Regions from separate parts of the Homo sapiens genome. Here region 2 is linked to region 1. The links are chromatin contacts, found by Hi-C or POLR2A ChIA-PET in ENCODE. All regions are on one chromosome and are shown on one strand. Each heading gives the region's core, a stretch centred on a gene start or an enhancer-like site at or near the end of the contact. The rest is flanking DNA. Distances are from core to core; before and after follow the strand shown. Region 1 overlaps ABLIM1 (actin binding LIM protein 1). Region 2 overlaps FHIP2A (FHF complex subunit HOOK interacting protein 2A).

The links. Hi-C counts contacts between places; a loop is a spot of excess contacts on that map. ChIA-PET counts read pairs that join two places held with the same protein, here RNA polymerase II (POLR2A). Pooled maps may share reads with other maps.
Region 2: a loop to region 1 is called in a map of PC-9, with 9 times the contacts of the local background. The contact joins two enhancer-like sites. A Hi-C loop is called at or near these places in 1 of 168 maps with a recorded cell type or tissue (PC-9) and 5 of 50 pooled maps. POLR2A ChIA-PET finds 5 or more read pairs at or near these places in 2 of 52 experiments (PC-9 and activated T-cell).

The regions. Positions count from the first base shown.
Region 1 is chr10:114,622,005-114,625,656 of GRCh38, reverse strand. The region is part of intron 1 of ABLIM1 (actin binding LIM protein 1); the gene reads left to right. Among named protein-coding and RNA genes, the nearest start is that of ABLIM1, 34 kb to the left of the region's middle. Within about 2 kb of position 1,921, at least 12 of the 41 ENCODE cell types and tissues checked have a DNase peak (open chromatin) inside an H3K27ac peak, as active enhancers do; they include PC-9, where a contact is called at or near this core.
Region 2 is chr10:114,855,440-114,859,708 of GRCh38, reverse strand. The region is part of intron 14 of FHIP2A (FHF complex subunit HOOK interacting protein 2A); the gene reads right to left. Among named protein-coding and RNA genes, the nearest start is that of FHIP2A, 36 kb to the right of the region's middle. Within about 2 kb of position 2,933, at least 3 of the 41 ENCODE cell types and tissues checked have a DNase peak (open chromatin) inside an H3K27ac peak, as active enhancers do; they include PC-9, where a contact is called at or near this core.

The sequences.
Region 1 (3,652 bases), core at 672-3,171:
CTGTACCCCCCCCTTTTATGTATTTATCAAAGATCTAACTCAAGTTTGGCTTCCTTATAGAGCTCCTTGAAGGCGCATCCCTTCTGCGAATTCTTCTAGAATTACTCTGTGCACCTAAGTAAACACCAGATAAACAACAGTTGTTACCTGTGCAACTTAGGACAGTGCTCTTTTTCTCAAGTATTGGACTTCATATGCAGTCTTGTAAAACAACCTTAGGAGCTGTGAAGTGTTGCTGCCTCTAATGCTGTCTGTCTTCCCAAAACACACACCCACACAGACACCACCCACTCAGATGCATGCACGCTGCCTGGTGTAGTCAATACCCACTTCTATTCCATCCTCAGGAAAGGCTAAGAACAGTAGGTTTTTCACTGTGGTGTAATAATTCCTCATGTGTGCGATGACTATTGAGTCACTATCCAGGCATCTTCTTTCACATATGCTAGCCACTCCTAGCCACGGGTTGAAGTTTAATGCCTCACCCCTACCTGCCCTTGGATTTGTCTTAACTTCAAAAGCCCCAGTCTTTTAAAGGGGACACCACCAACAAGGTCATTTCCTAAGTAAGGTCTAAAGGGAAGTGATAGATTAAAGGAGACACTACAAGGCTACAAGTTTCAAAATAAATTGTTCTTGATCAGTGACATTCACACTACTCAACTGTGAATTTCCCATCTTTGTGGGGAGGGGTGCTCCAGTTTTTGTCATCATATTCTGCTTGAGAGAAAGCAACCCAAGTGTGAATTGCTTGTACTATTTTATAAATGAAAGTGTTACTCTTACCAGGAAGTGTGGCTCTGCTTCACTCCAGAAGTACTGTCTGAATAATGGGATTTCCAAAGCTAAAGGAAAGGATTTCACATGTTTAAAAAAAAAAAAAATCTTAACAAATCTCCTGCCCTCTAACACCAACTAATTGATGTCTAAAAAATGTTTATCCAGAGAGAAAAAGATGTCATTTCTACGATATAAATAAATATGAGAGAAGGAATACATTGACTTGAATGTGTTCAAGGCTCTTGAGGGCAATTTTTGATGACAGGAATGAAGTCAAGAATATGTAGACAGTGGGCATCTGAAATGGAGGTTGGGCCTCATCTACTGTTAGCTACTGTCAGACTTTGGAGGTGGTATTGCTTCTTGCCTTTCCCATGCCAGGCCAAATGACCAGGAAGGATGAACAACTTGTGTTGCATCACAGAGAGTTTCTTTTAAAGAACGACAAATTGACTTTTCCAAATTCCTGCAGAAGATGTACTGCAAGAGACTCACCCCACCAAGAAGCATATCTTGGCATTTGATTCATTTTGAGGAGGTGGCCCTCTTTGCCATCGCATTCACAGCCCTAGGGGTCAAGAAAGAGGATCCTGGTATTGTTGGCTTCTCCTATGCCAAAGTCAAAGTGCTGAGTGTTTTCCTGAGCCAGCATTAAAGAGCCAGAGAACTTTTCAGAAGGTTCAGTGATCAGTGAGTGGTGCAGGATTTCTTCCCATTGTGGTTGAGTTTGATCTGGGTGCACCACAGTAAAAACCAGCCCAGCTTCCTATTTCATTGTGTGTTTGTCTGATGGTGACTCATACCGAGAGGTATGTTTATCCCAAACTGGCAGGAGCTGTGTATTCAAGGGCAAATTTTGTTAACAGTGGGGAGAGCGAAAATTTGTTATGCATGACCTCTTTTCTCTGAAACATTGTATTTGTGCTCAGACTGACATAATTAATGTTATTATGGTCCAGTGTCCCCTGGGGGTGGAACAGGGGTGAGTTTGTGTGTCCCTGTTGCAATCAAACAGGCTGGCTTGTTTGAATACTTGCATTTAACTATGAAGATCCTGGCTTTTTTAATACTTCTAAGGAAATTACTGTCTAGGACAGTGCTTCTCAAATTTCAACTGGGATCAGAATCATCTGGAAGGCTTGTGAAAACACAGATTTCTGGGCCCTGCCCTCAGAGTTTCTGATTCAGTAGGTCTGGGAGAAGGCCTGAGATTTTGCATTTCTAACACTTCCCAGATAATGTTGATGTTCTTGATTCAGGGACCACATTTTGACACTGTGCAGGTAATCTGTCGTTTCTGTGGGTAAAATGACCAGCCCTACAGGTGGGTAAGTCAAAATTTTTATAGAAGTAGCTTCTTCATTCCCTTTTGCAAATATCATCTGGCTCACCATGCACAGATGGCAAAAAGAAGGTAAAGAACATCACTGTCACTCTGGCTCTCCAGCAGGATGAAACAAAGCCATGTTTCATAATGAAGCAGACCTGTGAGATCCCAGTGGCCAAGAAACTGCTGTCAGTATATGATACTGGGAGCAAAGGTTGGCAGGAAGTTTAAGTTACTTTTTCATGGGGGCGAGTTGGGGCTCAGCGTGACTTGGAGAAGGCAACATTAATTCAGAATGAAGGCACAGGTGTGCATATTCTGCAGGCATCACTCCTATGTTTCCAAGACTTAGATGAGCATGTTTACCTGGAATCATAGAGCTATTTGGAATTTTTGGGTAAAAGTTCATTAACAATACAAAAATTAGCCAGGCATGGTGATGCATGCCTGTAGTCTCAGCTACTCAGGAAGCTGAGGTGGGAGGATGGCTTGAGCCTAGGAGGCAGAGGTTGCAGTGAGCTGAGATCGCCATGCACTCCAGCCTGAGCAATAGAGCCAGACCTTGTCTCAGAAAACAAACGAAAAAAAGGGAAAAGAGTTAATCAGCTATCTTGGCTCACAAAGGCTACCACTCCCTCTTTAATCTTTGAGGAATTGAAATATGTTGTTTAGGCTTGGAGTGTTTCATTTACTACCACTGTACAATATTTACTGTTCATTTGGTGGAAGTAGATCATCATAAAGGCCTTTATCCTCCTTGTCTTTATGCTGAGCAGGTGAGGAGAAGGAAGAAGAGGAGGGTTTGGTCTTGCTGTCTCAGGGGTGGCAGAGGTAGAAGAAAATCTGTGTGCAAGGGGATCTGTGCAGTTCAAACCCGTGTTGTTCAAGAGTCAACTGCATTCTGTCTATGTTCTAGTAGTCTGTATTTTTTCTTCTGTTTATTTCTGTTGTTCTCTATTTGAAACATGAGAAGGGAAAAGTTTAAGAAGAATTAAGAAAAGTGGGTCAGGCACAGTGGCTTATACCTATAATACCAGCAATTTGGGAGGCTAAAGCAGGCAGATCACTTGAGCTCGGAAGTGTGAGACCCTGTCTCTCCAAAAAACAAAATTCCCCCCATCCCCCGACAAAAATTTAGCCATGCATGGTGGTGTGTGCCTGTAGTCCCAGCTACTTAAGAGGCTGCAGTGGTGGGAGGATCATCTGAGCCTGGAGGTCGAGGATGCGATGAGCCATGAACGTGCCATTGCACTCCAGCCCGGGCAATAGAGTGAGACCCTGTCTCAAAAAAAAAAAAAAAAAGAAAAAGAAAAGTGGATGATAGGAAAAGGTGGCAAGGTTGTTCCTCATTGGAGTATCTGATGGGGAATGGGAGAGAAGGCTGAGTACTCCCTTCCTGGAAAAATGATAGGGGCTATGGGTGCCTGGGTCCATGGACCATCTCATAGTGACACATGAGCTAGGTGGGTGTCTACTGGACTGCTGCCATGTGCCACTTGAGGGACACCTTCTGAATGGCCATCAAGGAGCAGTTTTAGGACTGAT
Region 2 (4,269 bases), core at 1,684-4,183, 230 kb before region 1:
AAGGGGCTTTACAGAGTCATGTCAACAAAGCAAAAGGCACACTACACAAGGAGTTGCTACTACTTGCTCAGAACTTTCAATAGAAACTTCTCACCCCTTCCAGTTTGCTTCTTCTAAGCAGCCAAAGGAAACGGATTGGTTGCAACAAAACTAACTACAGTGAGGAGGCTGCAGAGAACCCAGGTGGCAAGAGTGAGACAGACACTGCAGCACAGTGGAGGGAAGAGGGAGTCAGGACCAAGTGCAACATCAGCCAGCACAGCGGAATGTTTCACTCTCAGCCACTGAACAACCTGCAAAGCCTTGATCACAGTGAATAGCAATGAGGAAGTCAATCTCTGGCATTCAGTGGAGAATGCTCGGGCACACGCCAGTTCTGCTACAGACTTCGGCATTTTACTATCTTTTGAAAATCACCACAGCTACAGACGCTACGATGAACATGTTTTGTTACATAAACAGAAACTCTCAAGTCCTATGCTGTAAGGCCCATTTTAGTCTTTCTAACTTACTACTAGATTCATGAACATGGATTTTTTTAAAGAATTAAAAACTGCTCCAAGTCATTTATTATTTTTTTTCAAAACCTAGCTGTAAGCAAGGTAATTGAAAGGAAATATGTATTCCCAGTAAAGGATAGTTTAAGAGTAAATTCTCCTACTTGGTAATACTTGGGGGCTTTGGGTATTTTTTATTGATATAGCATAATTGTACCTATTTTGGGGGGGGTCCATGTGATATTTTGATACATTTCACAATGTGTAATGTGTAATGACCAAATTAGGGTAACTGGGACATCCATCACCTCCAGCATTTATCTTTTCTTCGTGTTGGGAACATCACAGTTCTCTTCTAGCTCCTTTGAAATATACAATACGTTTTTGTTAACTAATTTCCCTACTGTACTACTGAATACTAGAACTTATTTCTTCTAACTGTACTTTTGGACTCATTAACCAACTTCTCTCCATTCCTCCTCCCTTGATAATATTTGCAACAGAATAGCCTTCTCTGAGACTCAACTCATAATAAACAATGAATTCACATTAAATTGTATTTTAGGTATGAAGGAATCATTTACAAAAAATAATTTAAAAGAATGCATTTAGTAAAAAAAAAAAAAAAGTAGAAAAAATTTAAAATACAACTTAAGTCCAGAATTGTACATGACTCTTCACTGCAGGTAGTTAAGATTTTTAGGTCACTAAATTTCGCCATCTGCAGGTGCTTAAATAAATAAATCAGTACAATTTGGCTTTAAACAAATACATTACTATTTAGACTTTGTATTTTCTCTGTGTGGTGTTACCTTGGTTTGTAGTTTATTTTAACATAAATGTAGGTCATAGGTTGCTTAAGAAATTTAAGGCTGACACAGATTATTTCTCAACGTAGTAAAAATGAAAATAAATTTCAACAAGATAAACTTGTTTCACTGTACTCTGAAATGGTCTCTACTTCCTATTGGTAATAACTTTAAAACAAGCTAGCCTTTTTGGAAGTTGTTGGTAGTTAAGTGTTTATATCTATTACTTGAGGTCCCTTTATTTTATACTTTATACAGTATTTACCTGAAAGGAAAGCAAGCCAGATTTCTCTGACATGACAAATGGACTTGGCCCATGTTTTTGGACTGAACTCAAATTTTGAGATAATAAACTTTGACTTAAAAAAGTAATATCAACTTCACTTTAACAATTAGAAAATGTGACAAGTAGCTAAGTTACTTGATCAAATTCAAACTCATCATGCTCAGGGCAGGGACAAGATTTGGCCTCCTTACAATGTTCCCAGTGTTCTTTACATTCTGCTATGGGCTTTAGTATTTTACTATCTTTTTAAAATCACCACCGTTACAAACAATAGTAAATGTTTGTATTATGAATTTTTTCAAATTAGCATTGTGATAACACAATAGTGTTATGAATACTTGATACTGTAAGTTCTCAATTATGCATGAAGACATTAGCCACTTGCCAAACTATTCATATTAAATTTTTAATCTCAGTCAAGTTACCTAGACCCTATTAGGAATCTATACTAAGAAAATGCCCTGCAAAGAGAAAAACAAAAGAAAAAGAAAAAAGAAGAAAGAAGAAGGCCAGGCGTGGTGGTTCATGCCTGTAATCCCAGGACTTTGGGAGGCCGAGGCAGGTGGATCACCTGAGGTCAGGAGTTCAAGACCAGCCTGAGCAATATGGTGAAACCCCATCTCTATTAAAAATACAAAAATTTGCCAGGCGTGGTGGTGTGCACCTGTGATCCCAGCTACTCAGGACGCTGAGACGGGAGAATCGCTTGAGCCGGGAGGGAGAGGTTGCAATGAGCCAAGATCACACCACTGCATTCCAGCCTGGGTGACAGAGCGAGACTCGGTCTCAGAAAAAAAAAAAAGAAGAAGAAATAGGGAGAGAAAGAAAAAAAAGAAACTACAAGCAAGTATCACTTCCGGCAAAAATGTTTAGGAAAGAAAGTAAAACTAGGCCAAAAATGCTTAGCTTTCTAGGACTTGTGTTTTATCTCTGAGATCAGACTATACCACGTTCTTACCCAAAAGGCTTTGAAAATCAAGGGTTTTTTTTTTGTTTGTGTTTTAATTTTGTTTTAGAGACGGGGTCTCACTATGTTGCCTAGGCTAGTGTGCAGTGGCTATCCTTAGGCACAATCATAGCGCCCTACAGCCTTGAACTCCTGGGGTCAAGCAATCCTCCTGCCTCAGACTCCTGAGTAGCTGGGACTACAGTTGCACCCGGCTCAAGAGTTTTAAAGATAAAAGGTTTCAGACGGGGCTCCATAGCTTACCAGCTGTAAGTCACATAACTGAAACCAAAGATTCCTCATTTGTAAAATAATACTAGAAATCTCTCTTGCCTATGATACACGGTTACAGGAAGAATGACTGAAACAGTCTATGAATCAGCGCTGTGCTATGAAGTGCTATCTGGTGAAATTGAAAAGTATTTTAAGTATTTCAGATATTCTGTTTTCAATGTATCCTTTTGTGCCAGCACTCCACAAACTAGAGAAAAAGTGCTCAAGGTTGAAGATTCAGGGTAGATCTTTCAATTCAGAAACTACTTTTTAAAATTTAGATTCCTTTTTAGTACTTTCGGTCAAAATTCCTAAACATTACTGTCTTGATACTCATTGTTATTACCTCTTGCTTGTTAGCTTAATCAAGCAACAAGCTTGATTTAAACTACGCCTAGCAAACTGGCTCAAAAACAAAAACAAAAAACAAACCACAATAAACTGATGCATCCTGGCTACCCAGGAGGTTTACACAGCCATGAGGTGAGGCCACAATACCTATTAATAGCCAGATTTTTATACTTTGGTTGTCAGGTTTAAAACGACCAACCAAGCAACACTAGAAATACAGCGAATGCTATTAAGAGGTTAAAAAAGAAAAAAAAAAGGACCTGGTCTCTTATAGAGATTACCGTCAGAAACAACGCTGACTAAACTCTAACATAGTGAAATACTTCTTAGATTACAATTTCTTTATTTGACTTTCTAGTTACTGAAGACAGCCTACTTAGTAAATTTCTTTTACAACTCCCTATGCTCACATAAATATTTAACTAAAATGCTAAAAAAAGAACACGTACTTTAACATACAGTTGAAAATTAATTCCAAATTGGTCCACTCAGTTTCCACACTGAGGAAAGTACTATGCTAGTTGTGTTCTTTCAGGTTTAGATTCTAATGAGTCAAGCATTTCAAAGCTCTCTCATCACTAAGCTTATGAGCCAATGAGAGATGGAAGGAGGGATTCCATAATCCCAAATTTATTTCTCCTAACAGTCAGATGAGATGTACATAGCAACTTATCAGCTGATGGTGATTTTTATCCACCTTTAAAGGAGTACATTAACCTTTTCTATTTCACCTCTCCCTTATGAAAATGAGTATCGTTTACAAGCTTTGTCTAAAGAGCCAGGTTCATCTAACACTATTCTGTGATTTTACTGAGACCAGTGTTCAAGATTCAATCTGAAATGACATTTAAGGTCTTCCAAATTGAGCATCTGTATTTGTACTAAATGTACTAACTAAAAGGCTAAGCAAGTCATAAAAGAAAAGCAGTCCTAATCATCTCCAAAATGTGTTAAGGATATTAAGACAATGGCCTATCATGAGAAGTAAAATAAACAAGCAGCTGTCAGGCCAAATAAATGTTTTTAACATACAGAATGCATCAGAAATCTGCCAGTTGTTGGCAATCAAGCTTCATGAAAAAGTCATCCAGTGGAAAAAGTAAGAAA